2 separate regions of the Homo sapiens genome follow, and region 1 is linked to region 2. The links are chromatin loops, found by intact Hi-C in ENCODE. Cell type or tissue: HCT116. All regions are shown on one strand. Each heading gives the region's core, and the rest is flanking DNA. Links, peaks and the distances in the headings are about the cores only. Region 1 holds the start of PROC (protein C, inactivator of coagulation factors Va and VIIIa). Region 2 overlaps CYP27C1 (cytochrome P450 family 27 subfamily C member 1).

The links. A loop is a pair of places that touch in the nucleus more often than their neighbours do. Peaks named below come from ENCODE experiments on the same cell type or tissue, not always from the same donor. Only the 100,000 strongest peaks of a DNase experiment are listed, where the experiment ranks them.
Region 1: a loop joins it to region 2, with 11 times the contacts of the local background. A loop is called at or near these places in 5 of 110 quality-filtered maps.

Annotation. Positions count from the first base shown.
Region 1 is chr2:127,411,321-127,419,762 of GRCh38, reverse strand. It overlaps PROC (protein C, inactivator of coagulation factors Va and VIIIa), which reads right to left and starts at 1,336. Exons shown (of 9, transcript NM_000312.4): 1 at 1,271-1,336. RefSeq lists enhancers at 3,173-3,232, 3,613-4,375. In HCT116, for the core only: CTCF peaks have their summits at 3,494 and 3,697 (motif pointing right); a DNase peak (open chromatin) is centred at 3,672; H3K4me3 peaks cover 908 bases.
Region 2 is chr2:127,192,861-127,201,302 of GRCh38, reverse strand. CYP27C1 (cytochrome P450 family 27 subfamily C member 1) reads left to right here. Exons shown (of 9, transcript NM_001367502.1): 4 at 1-181; 5 at 1,764-1,927; 6 at 5,802-5,968; 7 at 7,436-7,514; 8 at 8,006-8,209. Among named protein-coding and RNA genes, the nearest start is that of CYP27C1, 23 kb to the left of the region's middle. RefSeq lists a silencer at 4,056-4,350. In HCT116, for the core only: CTCF peaks have their summits at 3,314 (motif pointing left) and 4,189 (motif pointing left); DNase peaks (open chromatin) are centred at 3,292 and 4,182; H3K4me3 peaks cover 1,148 bases.

The DNA.
Region 1 (8,442 bases), core at 136-8,135, 220 kb before region 2:
GGCCTCGGCTGCCCGCTCTACGTGGGGCTGAGCTCACACTGCCTGCCTAGAAAGCAGCTCCAGAATGCAGTGGAGAGGGTGCCAGGATGTTTGTGTCCTCCCTGGGGACAGTGGGGTGGCTGCCTCTGCCGGTCTGATGACTGGGCTGAGAATATTAGCTAACGTTGATTGGACACTCATGGTGTCTTTCAAACAATTTTTACAGGATTCACAGGGCAGGCCATGAAGCCAGACTGCACGGTGCAAATTCCAGCTCCAGCACTTACTGGAGGGCAATGTTGGGCAAGATGCTTAACTGCTCCATGCCTCAGTTTCCTCATTTGTAAAATGGATGGAATAACGTGGTGTATCTGTGCCTTAAAGGGTGTTGTGAGAATTAAAGGAGTTAGTCCACATAAAGCTCTCAAAACAGGCTTTGCACATAGCTCATGCTCAGTAAACATGAGATATTATGACTTCAGTTAAGGCTCACAACCACCCAAGAGGTAGTTATTAATGCTGTCAACCCCATTTCATAGAGGGGGAAACTGAGACTCGGAGGAGTTAAGTGGTTTATTAAAAATCCAACCCTTGCTGGTCTCCGTTGATTGCACAGGGAAGTCACCAACCCAGGGGATCGATCAGATTCTGTCCCCCATCCTCCAGGAGTAGGGTCTCACACCATCAGTACACTGCAGGCACCAGACTCGGAAGACTGAGGCAAGGTCCTGGGTCTCCATGTTTACATCCATGCATTACTCGCAGAGCCAGGACTCAAGGCCAGGCCTGTGTGGTTTTAGGCCTGGAAATTCAACCCCTGCCCCAAACCACCAGGTGCTCCAAAAGGCCACAGAGATAGCCCTGGTGGCCAGAGATCAAGGAACCCTCCCCAGTGGATAGGCCACGTGGCCCTCTGCACACCCTACCGGACCCTGCTCTCCATTCTTGCCGACTCCCTCTGAGGCCACTTCTGAGATTTGTTCAAATCCGACACCCCCAAAGGTGGAAGTGGGGTGGGGAGAATGGAGGGTCCTGGGCTCCAAACTGTCTGTTGGAATGGCCCTGGGCCCTGGGGACCCTTGGCCTGGAAAGAGGGAGGCGCATGGCAAAGGGACCTGAGACTGTGGCTGCCAGGCCTGGCCTGTGGAGGGCCTTGTGTCCTTTCACCCCAAGCTCAGGCTTGTTGAGCACCCTGGCTGGAGGATTCAGCCCTCATCACCACCTAGCTCTCTTCTCCCGGGGGCAGCCCTCCCTCCACACCCCTCATAGACCTGCCTGGAGGGGGACTCACAGGGGCGGGTCGTGGAGATACTGCAAGTTCGCCGTCCTGCCGCCATGACAGCCTGGAGTTCGAGTTAATCCATAACCACAAATATTTGCTTGGCCCTCAGCACTGAGGCCTCCCTCTCCATAGACAAACAGTGGCACTAGCACTCCTGGTCCTAGCTCAGCACGGCTTGTTCTGCCCGAAGCCCACCTCTGCCCACCAAGGATGCCGTCCAGCAGGGAGGGAGGTGAGGGCAAAACCCTTGACAGATGTGGTCTCATTTTAGCCCCATAGTGGCTGGCTGAGGGAGGAACGTTGTCCCTGTTTTTCAGATGGGGACATTTTTGCCCAGAGATATTATAGTTTGCCCAAGATCAGCACAACAGGTAATATTCCATATTTCGTCAAATCTAAAATACCATTAATTATAAGACACATGTATTTATGTGCCACCATACAAGAAAAAAGACGCTGTCCCAATGACATGCCATCCCAATTTCTGATACATAAAATCATGAGAAGATGCTCCTTTTTGGGTCCCCAGTGCATAGGTGCTGGGCACTGGGCTCCACCCTCACCTCCAATTGCTCACAAATCACCCCCAATCCCCACCCCCAACACACACACACAATGGCACATAGCATCCCTCTAACCTCTATTTTTCAGGTAAGGACACTCAAGTTTTGTGTTACTCGCCCAGATTCACTGAGCTGGTAGTTGGCAGATTTAATTTGAACTCAGGTCTTGCTGCTTCCATTTGGCCCCTTTTGTGGACCAGTAAGAAAAATGAACGGGATTCCAGAAAGGCTGCAGCAATTTCCTGGCCGGGGTGCCAGAAGGGAGAAGGGCAGAAATAAAGGGTCCAGCTCAGCACCTTTGCCTGTGTCCTGCAGTCTATCAGCATTTATTAAGCGTCTTCCTGCTCCGAACCGGGCTGCACCAGAGATGCCCCCCTTTCCTCCCTGCCCTACCTGTTCCTGGGAAGACTTGCCCACGTTCCTTCTCCAAGTCTGCACCTCTAAACGGGGCATGTGACCCTGCCTCGCTGGCTTCCATTGATTGCACAGGGAAGTCACCAACCCAGGGGATTGATCAGAGGAGTAGGGTCTCACACTGTCAGTACACCATAAGTACCAGACTCGGAAGATTGAGGCCAGGTCCTGGGCATCCATGTTTACGCTTAAAGCAGAGGAAGCTGATGAGAAGGAAGATGCAGGTGTGCAGAGGGGGACTGAGGCCACGGACACCTAGAGAGTCCCAGGGAGCAGCGGAAGGAGGCCCCTGCCTCCTTATGATTGGTGGCACATCCTGGCTTCGGGTGCAGGAGGGTCCCCATGCCCTCCTAAAACCCTATTCCTCCTGAAGTTTCTTTAAATTGGCTGGAACAGCTTGTGTTGATTGTAACCAGATGCCTCCTGCTGAGGCACCACACCATGCTGGGCTGTGGTGGTACCAGGCCCTCCTAGAGGAACAGGGTAAAACTCTAACACTCTAACAAGTCAGGCCCACCTTGCCCAGGGGCAGGTACACATAGGAAATGCTTACAGAATTCAGAGGAGAGGGCAATCAGTACAAGCTGGCATAGCCAGGGGAGGCTGCCTGTAGGAGGTGACACTTCAGCTGGACATCAAAGAGCAGACAGGAGGAAAGACATCCCCCCCAACCCCACCCCAGGTTGGGAGACAGTGGGGAGACACAGAACACAAGCAGTCAGGAGGTGCTAGGAGGGGTGGAGGTGGAGAGGAGGTGGAGGGTGAGGCAATGGATTTTGAAATCGAGACTATGAGAAGTGGAGAACCAGGAGCTGTTTGTGACAGGCTGTGGCAGCTGCCTAGAAAAGCAGAGACAAGCTTCTGGGAACTCAGACAGGAAGCATGAAGACCCCATGCACAACCACAGAAGGCACCAGCTTGTATGTCCCTGTTTGCTTCAGGCGTCGCCCCCGCAAGTCTGCAGAGATCACTGCCCTCTGCTTTGCCTTCCAGGTGCAAGATGTTGTGGGTATTCTTTTGGCGCCGCTTCCCTTCCCCACCAACTTCTCGCCCTCTACTCCTCCCCACCCCAGCACAGGCAGCCGCTCCAGGGCAAGTCTATGCAGGCTCCACACACTGATTCTGACCTGCATAAATGGACTCTGCCCGGGGCACCCATGTCCAAACCAGCCCAGGTGCCCAAAGCACCGGCACCGGTACGAGCCAGGGCGGCTGCAATGCTCCCAAGTGCCCAGTGCTGGGGGTTGGGGGTGCCACGGCTTGGCAGGCTGCCCAGAGGGCGGAAGGGTCCTCTGCAGAGCTCTGCACGCCTGTCGGCCGACGGGGACTCTGCACGGCGGGCTGCGTCACGGCCGCCTCATCGGCTGGCAGCGCAGGAAACCCCGTCACCTTCTCGAGGTAGGGACAGTCCTGCCGCCAGCCGTTCCTGCGATCCCAGGGTCTCTGCAGTTACACCTGGTTCCAGCCGGGGGCGCCGCGCCGCACCGCTCCTGCGGAGGAGCCAGGCGCCCTTCACAGGCGCGGCCTCACCCGCTTTACTTGTCAGGTGTGAGTCGCCCCACGTGCACCCGAACGCGGTCAGGTCCACCCAGGAAGCCGGAGCAGGACTTTGGGCAGCGAGCTCGCTGTGAGTTAGAGAGCAGAGGGACACCTGTGGCTAAGGAATTCGCTGCATGGATGAAGACCCAAGCAAAGGAGCTAGAACCAAATGTGTGTGGGGCAAGGCCAGCCACAACTACCGGAGCAGGCGGGGTTCCAAAGCCCTCAGCTCTGGAGTCACGTTCCCACGGCCTTAAACCTCCGCTAGCCTTTTTCTGACAGGGGGATTTAACTTCCCTGTGTCTCAATGTCCACATTTGTAAAATGGGGTCAGCGTCCGTCTCAGGTGACTGTTATAAGGGTCACGTTAAATCTTTTATTAATTTTTTAATTAAAAAAGTTTTGAAACAGGGTCTCTCTGGCTCTGTCACCCAGGCTGGAGTGCAGTGGCGGGATCACAGCTCTCTGCGGCCTAGATCTCCTGGGCTCAAGCGATTCTTCTGTTTCAGCCACCTCAGTAGCTGGGATCACAGGCCCGTGCCACCACGCCCAGCTGATTTTTAAAAATTTTTAGGAGAGAGGAGGTCTTGCTGTGTTGCTCTAGAACTCCTGACCTCAAGTGATCCTCCCTCCTCAGCCTGCCAAAGTGCTGAGATTACAGGCGGGAGCCACTGTGCCTGGCCTTATTTTTAAGTATTTTATACAAAGTGGACATGGCCTGGGACTTAACAGGACTTCCCACAGGCCTGGGAAGGTCAGGGAGGGGCCGACTAGGAGGGGAAGGGGTCAAGGACAGCTGCTGCTGTGTGGAAGCTCAGACTGCACAGATCCGTTGTACAGATTAGGGCTGATCATTCAGTCAGCCCTAACCTGTACAACACTCCCCACCCCTTGCGTTTTGGCCCTGGCTCTGCCAATAGATGCCAGAAACCCAACTTGAGCTCACTCTGCTGAACAGTGATGAGAGATGGGCTGGTGGTCAGGGCTGACGGGACTAAGGTTCCTTCTCACCCCATGCCACTCCCCTGTGTGGGCATTGCCCATTCTCCATTCTCTCTGCAGGGACGCTGTGCTGCTCAGCCCACCCCAGGCAGGGCAGGGAGGACAGACACTAGAGAGGCTCCCGGGAGCTCCCTGGTAAGAAGTGGAGTGGGATGGATGCAGTCCAACGTCTCTCTCTTTTGTTGTTGTCAGGTTATTGTGGTATAATTTACACACAGGGAAACTCACACTTTAAAAATGTACAGTTCTGCTTGTTTTGACAAATGTATGTTATAGTGCATCCACCACCACATCATGATATACACATTTTCATCACCCTCAGAAATTCTGTGTTCCACCCCAACTCTTGGCAACCACTGATTGGATTTCTATCTCTATAATCTGCATTTTCTAGAATAGCATATAAAGGGAATCCTACAGCACATATATATATTTTTTTGAGTTGGTGTCTTGCTCTCTTGCCCAGGCTGGAGTGCAGTGGTGTGATCTCAGCTCGCTGCAATCTCCACCTCCTGGGTTCAAGTGATTCTCCTGCCTCAGCCTCCTGAGTAGCTGGAATTACAGGCACACGCCACCACACCTGCCTAATTTTTGTATTTTTTAGTTTCACCATGTTGGCCAGGCTAGTCTTGAATTCCTGACCGCAAGTGATCCGCCCACCTCAGCCTCCCAAAGTGCTGGGATTATAGGCGTGAGCCACCGTGCCCAACCAGTACATAGCTTTTTAAGACTACCTTCTTTCACTCAGCATAAAGCTTTTGAGATTTATTCATGTGGAATTCTATATCAGTACTTTATTTCTTTTTATTGCTGACTGGGCTCCATTATATAGATGTGCCACAATCTGTTATCCATTTGCCAGTTCTTGGCTATCATTAAATTAAGCTGCTAGAACATTTATGTATAGGTCCTTGTGTGGGCATATGTTTTCATTTCTCTTGGGTAATATCTAGGAATAAGATTGCTGAGTCATGTGGTGAGTACGTGTTTACTTTTGGGAAAAAAAAATAAAGTCAAACTTTTCCAGAGTGGTGGTGGCATTTTGCATTCCCACCAAGCAATGTCTGAGTGTTCCTGTTGCTCTGCATCCTCACCAGCATTTGGTGTTGTCGGTTGTTTTTTAATTTTAATTTTCAATTTTTAGCCTTCTTAATAGATGTGTAGTGGTATCTCATTGTAGCTTTAATTTTCATTTCCCTCTTCTCTGGTGATTTTGAGCATCTTTTCCTGTGCTAATTTGCTATTTATATCTTCTTTGGTGAAGTGCCAGTTTAAGTCTTTGGGCTGTTTTTTGTTTGTTTCTTTGTTTTTGAGGGTTTTTTAAATTGAGTTTTTAGAATTTGTATGTATCCTAGTAACAAGCCCTTTGTCAGCTAAGTATTTTGCAAAAATTTCCTCTCAGTCTGTGACTTGTCTTTTATACTTAACAGTGTCTTTTAATGAACAGATGTTTGTAATTTTGATGAAGTCCAATTATCAACATTTTCTTTTATGATTCGTGCTTTTGTGTCCTACCAAAGAACACTGCCTTATTCAAGGTCACAAAGGCTTTCTCTTATGTTTTCTTCTAGAAGCTTTATGGTTTTTCACTCTTACATTTACATCTCTGACCCATTTTGAATTCGTTAATTTTGGTATATGGTGTGAGGTAGGGGCCAAGAATCATTCTTTAAAATATATGGAGATCTAGTTGTCACAGTCCCATTTCTTGCAAACACTATCCTTTCTCCCATTGAATTGCTTTGGTGCTTTGTTGAAATCAATTGACCGTATATGCATACATCTACTTCTGGACTCTATTTTGTTCTGTTAATCTATCTTTCATTTTTATGCCAACATTATAATGTCTTAATTGCTATTACAAGATTCAAGTAACTCATGAAATCAAGTAGTGTAAGTCCTCCAACTTTGTTCTTATTTTTCAAAATTGTTTTGGCTATTCTAGGTCCTTTCTACTTCTATATAAATTTTAGAACCAATTTCTCAATTTCTAAAAAAAAAATTCCTGGTGAAATCTTGATTTGGATTGAATTGAATCTATAGAACAATTTAGGAATAAAAGACATCTTAATGTTGAGTCTTCTCATCTATTAGCATGGTATTTCTCTACATTTATTCAGCTCTTTGTTAATTTCTCTCTCCAATGTTTAATTGTTTTCAGGTATAGGTCTTGAACATATTTTGTTAAATTTATCCCTACTTATTTCATGTTTTAAAAATGTTATTGTAAGTGGCATTTTAAAAATTTGAACTTACAATTGTTTGTTGCTAGTGTTTATAAATACAATTGACTTTTTAAATTGAGACATTATTTCTTGATTCTATAAACATGATAAGATGATCAACTATCCCATTTGTCTGGGATTGTACCATTTTTAACACTAAAAGTCCTAAAGAAGAAGCCAAAAAGTTAAAGGGAAGTAAACTCTCCCTTGGGAAGAGAAAAGTCGAGGTTTTCAGTGATTGATACAGGAGATTAGGGGAAAGGTATAAAACCCACATGGCAACCCCAGAAACAGAGGCCGAAGGCAACACTGGTTTTAGTGCCAAATGGGCACATCACCTTCCTTAGTGTCTGTTGCTGAGGACAACCACCATGATTTGTAGTACACCATAGTGGATCATCCATTATTATGTCACTCCTTGTGATGTAACTTAAGCGCGCTATAATCTTGAACGTGACCATCCACTTTGCCTGCGGATTAATTGTTGTGCTTTGTATTGAGACACTGCTAGTTTAATTTTAGCATGGTGACTACTGAGGCCATGTTTTCTTAAGCATTCAGGTGATGAAAATGAGGAAATGGTGTTGCAATATCAATGCCCGCGTGACCCAAATGGCCATGTTATTTTAACGACAGGAGGAGTGACACAGACAACTGGATGAGGGAGGTAAAGAATCAAAACAAGGGATACTGCGCAATAAGCAGAGAGAATTCGGGGTTGGGCATGGTGGAAGAAGGGACTGTAGAGACTGCCTCACAAGTCCTCAGTGAGATAGGCAAGTATGTCCACATTAACCAAAAAGCTTTTTGTCTCCACAAAAGACACCAATTGAAAATAGTGGCTGCTGAATTAGCTAGGGCAAACTACAAAAATGAATTTGTGTGATTGTGCTGCTCCTTTGATTGTTTTTTGAAACTGAGTAGGGGCACATTTCCTCATTTACAGGCTGTAACTGAAATATCACGTGGGTGAACAAAGGGAGAAATGTCGATGGCAGCTGTGTTGACCCTTTACAACATGCAGCGGATTCTGCCAGATCCCACCAACAATCATGCTTTCTACAGTAACCAAGTGCTGCATCCAATCATGGCAATGAAAAACAGTTCTCCTAACTTGTAAATACTTTGATTTGAAAAAATGGAGTTTCAAATCATCCTTTTTATTTCTATGAAGATTTTAATCCACCTGCAGAAAAAAAAAAAGAATGTTGATGCTATCTTGTCCAAATACAAACATGACTTTGCCCATCTGTCTGCCTATTTGGCAGACCGTGCAAATGTAAATTTTTGCAAATTCCATGCAGTCTATGAACGCTTTACCAAAGAAAAGTTAAAAATATTAGCCACGAAGTGTCCTGCACATTTTGTACACATCAGTAAAAAGGGGTGGAGTTTCCTTCCCTGTGATATTGATGCTTTCAAAATGAAAGCTTTTATT
Region 2 (8,442 bases), core at 110-8,109:
TTGGGCTGCCTGGAAAACAGCATCCCACAGCTGACTGTGGAATACATCGAGGCCCTGGAGCTCATGTTTAGCATGTTCAAGACCTCCATGTATGCAGGCGCCATCCCCAGATGGCTTCGCCCCTTCATCCCAAAGCCCTGGCGGGAATTCTGCAGGTCCTGGGATGGACTCTTCAAATTCAGTAAGAGAAGAATTGAGAGCACCTTTTGCAGAAGCAGGTTGACCTGCCGTGTTGTGTGTCTAACTCTCATCCAGACAATGGGTGACCATAGCAGAGGATGCCTAGATGTAGTCACGTGTTAGTTTTTGGACCCATAACTTTTGGATTTTTTTTTTTTTTGAGACGGAGTCTGGCTCTGTCGCCCATGCTGGAGTGCAGTGGTGTGATCTCAGCTCACTGCAACCTCTGCCTCCTAGGTTCAAGTGATTATCATGCCTCAGCCTCCTGAGTAGCTGCGATTACAGGCACCTGCCACCATGCCTGGCTAATTATTTTGTATTTTTAGTAGAGATGGGGTTTCACCATGTTGGCCAGGCTGGTCTTGAATTCCTGACCTCAGGTGATCACCCACCTTGACCTCCTAAAGTGCTGGGATTACAAGTGTGAGCCACCACGCCTGGCCATGGATTTGTTTTTCAAAGAAGCAAAAAGCATGTGGGTTGTGACTACAGGTAACATGATCAGTTTTTTCATTTTAAAATAATTTTTATTTTCACTAGCATGCTAGCAGGGACAGGTACAAGTAAATGTCCATGCAAGATGATGTCTTTACTCCAAATAAATTGGTCAGTGCTTAAAATGTAGAGTTTCAGGTCCACGCACATTCATTTGAATGTGACAATTTTTGTTCAAATCCAAGGTGAGATTACAAAGAGATTTGTTTTCTTATGTGACTAAAATTTTTACTATAAAAGCATTGCCAAAAATAAAGAAATTATTTTCAAAATGCTTAGAACAATGTTCTAGAGCAATGCTAACACTGAATAAAGTGTTTCATGGTGTCTTTTCAAGATCAATATTTAGGCTGGGTGCAGTGGCTCACGCCTGTAATCCCAGCACTTTGGGAGGCCGAGGTGGGAGGATCACCTGAGGTCAGTAGTTAAAGACCAGCCTGGCCAACATGGCGAAACTGCGTCTCTACTAAAAATACAAAAATTAGCTGGGCGTGGTGGCGCGTGCCTGTAATTCCAGCTACTTGGGAGGCTGAGGCAGGAGAATGGCTTGAACCCGGGAGGCGGAGGTTGCAGTGAGCCGAGATCCTGCCACTGCACTCCAGCCTGGGCCACAGAGCGAGCCTCTGTCTTAAGGAAACAACAACAACCACAACATTTATTTGAATATAGAAGTCCTGAAGTCTGTGCTGTATGGTAACATCCCAGATAATAATGTGTGGCCTTTTCCCCTCCACTCATTTTCTCTTCTGAAAGTGTGGTAGAAAAAAATAAAAGAGTTTGCATTTTGTTACTCATATTATATAAATAATTTATTTGGCTATTGGATTAGTAAAGCAAACATCTGCAAATATCCTACAGCTTATTTTTAAAAAGGAAGATACGTTTAGCTTGTCTTTTAACTTTTCATTCATTTACATAAGCAAGTGTATGAGTGAAACTCCCAGGTTGACGTTAGATAAATTGGGTTTCCTTACCCTCTGTCACCTGCCACTGGTTTAGTTAAGCTACTGGGAGGACAGAGGGCTTTGAGACTGAAAAGATGATTCTCAACCCAAACTCCTTTCAAAAGAAATACTGTTTTCAAACAGGCCAAATTCATGTTGACAACAAGTTGAGGGACATACAGTACCAAATGGACCGAGGCCGGAGGGTGAGCGGGGGACTTCTCACATACCTCTTCCTTAGCCAGGCTCTGACGCTGCAGGAGATCTACGCCAACGTGACTGAGATGCTGCTGGCCGGCGTCGACACGGTGAGTCTGGGGGTCCTGTTCTCAGCAAGCAACACACGATAACCCCTTCCTCATCACCTCATGGACGTTGTCTACTTTTTTGGAGCGGGAGGATGGAGTTTTACTCTATTGCCCAGGCTGGAGTGCAATGGCATGGTCTCGGCTCACTGCAACCTCTGCCTCTCAGGTTCAAGTGATTCTCTTGCCTCAGCCTCCAGAGTAGCTGGGATTACAGGCGCCCGCCACCACTTCCAGCTAATGTTTTGTACTTTTAGTAGCAACGGGGGTTTCACCATGTTGGCCAGGCTGGTCTCGAACTCCCGGCCTCAGGTGATCCACCCGCCTTGGCCTCCCAAAGTGCTGGGATTACAGGCATGAGCCACTGCGACTGGCCGTTGTCTACTTTTAAGGCAGATTTGTTTAGCACACTGTTCATGTTTGTACTAGGCCTGCTGCACTGCTGGGGGGCTCCAGGAGGAGAAAACTCTGTGTATGCAGTCACGCCTCACTTAATGATGCAGATTTGTTCTGAGAAATGCGTTGTTGGGTGGTCCTGTCATTGCGTGAACATCTTAGAGTGTATTTACACAAACCTAGATGGTAGCCTACCACATACCTAGGCTGCACGGTAGAGCCTATTACTCCTAGGCTACACAACTGTACGGAATGTTACTGTACTGAATACTGTGGGCAGCTGGAACACAGTGGTAAGTATGTGTGTATCTAACATACTTAAACATTGGCAAGCTACAGTACAAATGTGGCTTTATAATCTTATGGGATCACCATTGTATATTGGGTCCATCATTGACCAAAACATCACTATACGATGCATGATTGTATATTAAATGTAAGGTGCATAATGATTTCTGTGAAAAGCATAACCAAAATTCCATTAGCACACACACAAAATGATAATAAATGTTTAAAGTTTACAAATCATTCCTGATTTGTAAACATTTTGTCATTGTTTCATAATTTCATACATGAAGAGGGTACAGACATTAAAAACCTTATTAGTTATCATTTAAAATATTCCAGGCCATGGAATTTATTTATAAAGCCAAGAATTCATTTCATTCACTCCCCAATTTGTTCTATAAAGCCAACATAACTTCAAAACCAAAACCTGCTAAAGAGAGTGTAAAGAAAGTAAACTAAAGCAGTTTGGTTGATGAGTGCGTGTGTGTGTGTGTGTGTGTGTGTGTGTATCAACAAATTCCCTGTGAATGGAGCCCAGTAGCATGGCAGATCAATGATACACTGGGACCAGGGAGGGTTCATATCAGAATGAGACAGAGCACTGCCCATTAACCTGGGGGGAACCCACAGGCTATCCGATGGGAAAGGAAGAGGCAGACCAGCATGTATACTGTGTCCTGTGAGTAAGATGCAGCGGCACCGCCCCCTCCCGGCTGTGTGCATCTGCACATCTGTCCGTGACTGTGCGAACACAGAGCAGCGCGTGGAGGGAACACACTAGATAGTTAACATGGGTTTTTGGCTGGCTGGGGGTGGCATGGTCCGGGGGGAATAAGGAGCCAAGTTCCTTTCAAAAGCACATGTGTAATATGATACAATTAATAGGATACGTGTGAAAATGATCGCCGTGTAGGTACAGGTGAAAGCAGTTGTAAAATTTGCTAAAAGGAAATGGCAAAACAGGGAGGAGCTAGGCTGATGCTTTCAGTGGGTGGAAGATAATGAAATTTCTGGCTGGAAACTGGGGAAGCTGCGGGCTGGGGTGCTGCTGGTGGTCGGGTGGAAAGAGAGAATTAAGATTGCGTGACGCTTCGCTGTTTCCAAAGCATTGCACGCACACCCTGCCTGTCTCACAGCTTCCTCTAAGGTAGGAGTCATTGACTTCATTAACAGGTGGGGAAACTAAACAACCAAGCCCATCATCTCAAAGCTTTTCCTTTGCACGGGTGCTTCCCGGCCTTGAATAAGGCACGCCCCGCACAGACCTACATCTTAAAGGGGCAAAAAAGCCTCAAGGCTTTATTTTTATTGTAATATCACTTAAGCATGTAAAAGCGAAAAACAAAACAAAACAAAACAAAAACAAACCCACACAGCATAAACTCCTTATTCTTTTGGATTTTGTGCAACAATAAAACAAAAAGTATATGAACTAAATGCAAACTAAATGATGCAATCAATGAGAATTCTAATTAACTACCTGAATGTGATGGTGTGGATTCGCTCAAATTAAGACACCACTTGAAAGGTGAAGAAATCAATGAATGGCTTCGTCGCTGAGCTTGTGCCTCCTGTCCCCTGGTGGTAACTAAGAACATCACAATGAGGTGGCATTCAGAAGGAAGCTGTTCCTTTTAGCATCCTACAATAGAAGCCAGGGAACAAATTCTTACAACTTCATACTGATTTTTAAAAATTAGTATGATTTTATTGCGGTATAACTTATGCATAGTCAACTCCATTTAAACTGCATAATGCGATACAGATTTTTGACAGATGGAATCATTTATGAAACCACTGCCACATTTTTCTAAACATTGATGAGAATGGAATCATATAGCATGCTGTCTTTTCCATCTGGCTTCCTGCACTCAGAAGAATGACTCAGGTTCATTCATGTGGTGGCATAGAACAGTAATTGATTCTTTTTTATTACTAAGTAGTATTCCATTGTATGGATATACCACATTTTTTCCATAAAAATGTGATCTAAATAGAAATTTTCTATTCTCTTGATAGGAAGCATCTAAGTAATCTTTTATAATTTATAAGACCTTGCACATTATATTATATATACAAGAGGGCTGCCCTCTAAAACACGTGATATCTTCTACAAGAAAATGATATCAATATTGCCTGCTTAAATTAGTTTTTTTTTTTTGGTGAAAGAGAAAGGCCTTTATACTGTGGCATTTCCTTGTTTACTAGAGAGTGAAATGTAGTCCCATAGATGATACTATTGATTTTAGCGAAAATCTTGGGACCTACGAGAATAAAACAATTATTTTCAATAAGTAGAAAGGTTTGAGAAGAGGTATAAAAAATGACATGGCTGACCGGGCGTGGTGGCTCACGCCTGTAATCCCAGCACTTTGGGAGACCCGAGGTGGGCAGATCACAAGGTCAGGAGTTCCAGACCATCCTGGCTAACAGTGAAATCCTGTCTCTCCTAAAAATACAAAAAATTAGCCGGGCGTGGTGGTGAGCGCCTGTAGTCCCAGCTACTCGGGAGGCTGAGGCAGGAGAATGGCATGAACCCGGGAGGCAGAGCTTGCAGTGAGCCGAGATCGCGTCACTGCATTCCAGCCTGGGCGACAGAGCGAGACTCCGTCTCAAAAAAAAAAAAAAAGACACTGCTTTGCATAGACGAGTTATTGACTTGCTCTGTGTGGACCTTACTTGATGAAGGCAGGACACGATGGCTAACTAGTGATCTCCTGTGCACTCCAATCTCTAGATTAGGGCAGCCAGAGTGGGCCGGGCCCAGCATCCTGGGGATGCCGGGGGGCAGCCTGAGGCCCTTTCTGGCACACACCGAGCAAGCCCTGCAAAGAAGGTCACACAAAGTCCCAGCAGATCCTCCAGGCTCCACGGCATCCCTGACATATTGCTCTTCAGTGATTAAAAAAAGCTCCAGGATCATTTTTCCTGTGGCTCTTCATGACAGGAGCACATGAATCATAGAGTCAATGTCACTTGCCAAATACGTTCAGTTATTTATTTATTTATTTATTTGCCATGAATTAAGGAAACAGTCTTTCGTTTTTAGTAAGACATTAGGTGCTATATGGAATTGGATGAGTTTGACTTTGTGCTGTGTGTATTCCCAGGGGACTTCCTACCTGCCACCGCCTCTGTTTCAGTCCCTGGTGTTACTCACTGCCTGCCTGTGTCTGCCACTTTCTCTCCTTAGACGTCCTTCACCTTGTCTTGGACTGTGTACCTCCTGGCAAGGCACCCAGAAGTGCAGCAGACGGTGTACCGGGAGATTGTGAAGAATTTAGGGGAAAGGCATGTTCCAACTGCAGCTGATGTCCCCAAGGTCCCGCTGGTCAGAGCTCTCCTTAAGGAAACCCTGAGGTAAAAGGCTCGCCAGAATCCGTCAACAAACTGTGTCCCTTAGGTCCCTGGTTCTCTATCACAACAAGTCCTCCAAATGCCCCCCCGGCTGACCTGTTCAGGATGAGGATGTTCGTGACTGTTATTTTTTCTCTGCTCTTGTCAGAATAGCAGAAAGACCATTCTGTTTTATGGGTCGACATAATCCTTGTTCTCTGTAAAGATCTTTGGGCCAGGCACAGTGGCTCACGCCTGTAATCCCAGCACTTTGGGAGGCCAAGGCAGATTACCTGAGGTCAGGAGTTCAAGAGCAGCCTGGCCAACATGGTGAAACTGCGTCTCTACTAAAAATACAAAAATTAGCAGGGCGTGGTGGTAGGCACCTGTAGTCCCAGCTACTTGGGAGGCTGGGGCAAGAGAATCGCTTGAAGTTAGGTGATGGAGCCAAGATTGCACCAGTGCACTCCAGCCTGGGCAACAGAGCGAGGCTCTGTCTCAAAAAAAAAAAAAAAAGAAAAAAGATCTTTGGAGCAGTCATTGAATATTGTCCCTGCTTTAGCCAATTGGCTTACTGGGGGTTTCCCAAAATGTTCCTGGGTCAATGGCCTTTGACTTTGTTCCTCTGAAGATAACACGAAACAAGATCGATTTGTTAGGAAAATAGTTTGACCTGTTCAGCTGATTTGCAGACCTGGATACAAACCTCATGGTTCTTGAGTGAATGTTCTCATCTGGGTTTAGACGCCACCCAGTGAGGCTCAATTACTCCCAGACAGGGCTTTCCTGACAAACAGAAAAGCCGGAGGGATGTGGGTTGTCCTGGGTTGAGGGGATGGTTTGGGTAGGAGGTGGGATTAGGGACGGATTACATCCCTTCCCCCAAACACGGCATCCTCTGTGAGGAAATGCTGCGACAAAAAGCAAAGCTTGTTTTCTGCAGTATATACTAAAGAATTCTTTCAAAGCTGACTTGATAATGACCGTCAACCTATATAGCATGCTGTTGAACCTCAAAATTAAAAAAAAAGAAGCAGCTGGCTGTGGGGTTTATTGGTATTTGTCAATTAAAGTTTTATTCAGGGTTTTCTGAGATAATCCGATCGCCGAAGTATCTTTTCTCCAAATGCATTTCATGGGGCCTTAAGTCCTATGAACTATTCCTTGATAAAGTGGTCCCGTGGTCACATAAAATATTAGAAACTTGGAATTTCCCTCCTGGGAACACAATGGCATGTGAAAGGCTTGGCTTTGTGTTTTGCAAATGTTTTGCTTTGGGAGTCTTTTCCACATTCCTCAGAATACTCGCTGGTAAAGCAAGCCAACAAAGAAGCAGCAAAGGTCCTTGCAAAATGTTTCAGTTGAAAATGTACCATGTGTTACTTTTTAAGAATTTTTAATGGAAATGGGAATATATCCAGGGTTCTGAACGTTCAATAAAATACTGTGAAAGTCACCACGCCATTCCCGTCCCCGCTGGCTCTTTTCCAGGCTGTTTCCAGTGCTGCCAGGGAACGGCCGGGTCACCCAGGAAGACCTGGTTATTGGCGGGTATCTGATTCCGAAAGGCGTGAGTTTGGGGCCATGGGGGTGGCCAGGCCTTGCGGGTCGGGGTTGAATTGGAATCTGCTTCTACCTTCAGGAAGTCTTTGTCCCTAAGCAGAGATCAATAGGTTTCCTTTTCTTTTGCATGTATTTTAAGATGAAGATGGGGTGTTGGGAGAAAGGAAGGGAATGGTGTGATCTCACTGCTCTGGAAACTTACTGCTCACCAGCAAGGCAGCCCATGCTCCTTGGCCTGCTCCCCAGGCCGTGTGGAAGTGGCCAGTCACCGCTGGGAGTCTCTGAAGGGCTCGACGGTCTTCTCAGTGGCTGCAGTGACATTTGGGGTGCAGTGTGGAGTGGGAAGGGGGGAGCGGCTGCCATCCTGGGTGTGAGTGGACCCGGGCGGCCCCCAGGCGGGAGCACCCCGGGAGACTGTCCGGCTAGGGCTCTGGGCCCTGCCCTGCTCTTGAGTGATTCTGCCCCTTTTCCCTTTTCTGTCATCCCTGATTTCCTCAGACCCAGCTGGCCCTTTGCCACTATGCCACATCGTACCAGGATGAGAACTTCCCTCGGGCCAAGGAGTTCCGGCCTGAGCGCTGGCTGCGGAAAGGAGACTTAGATAGAGTTGACAATTTTGGATCCATCCCCTTTGGTCATGGGGTTCGCAGCTGCATAGGGCGGAGAATTGCAGAACTGGAGATTCACCTCGTCGTGATCCAGGTAGGGCGTGGAGGCCAAACGTTGGCCTTTGGGTTCGGCCTCTTTCTACTGGGCACAACAGGATAAAGACTTCCAGGTTGAAAAGCAAAGACGGTTTTGGAAACTTAAGATCAAGAGCCGTCAGGCACTGTGGCTCACACCTGTGGTCCCAGCTACTCAGGAGGCTGAGGCGGGAGGCTCACTTGAACCCAGGAGTTCAAGGCTGCAGTGAGCCGTGATCACACCACGGCACT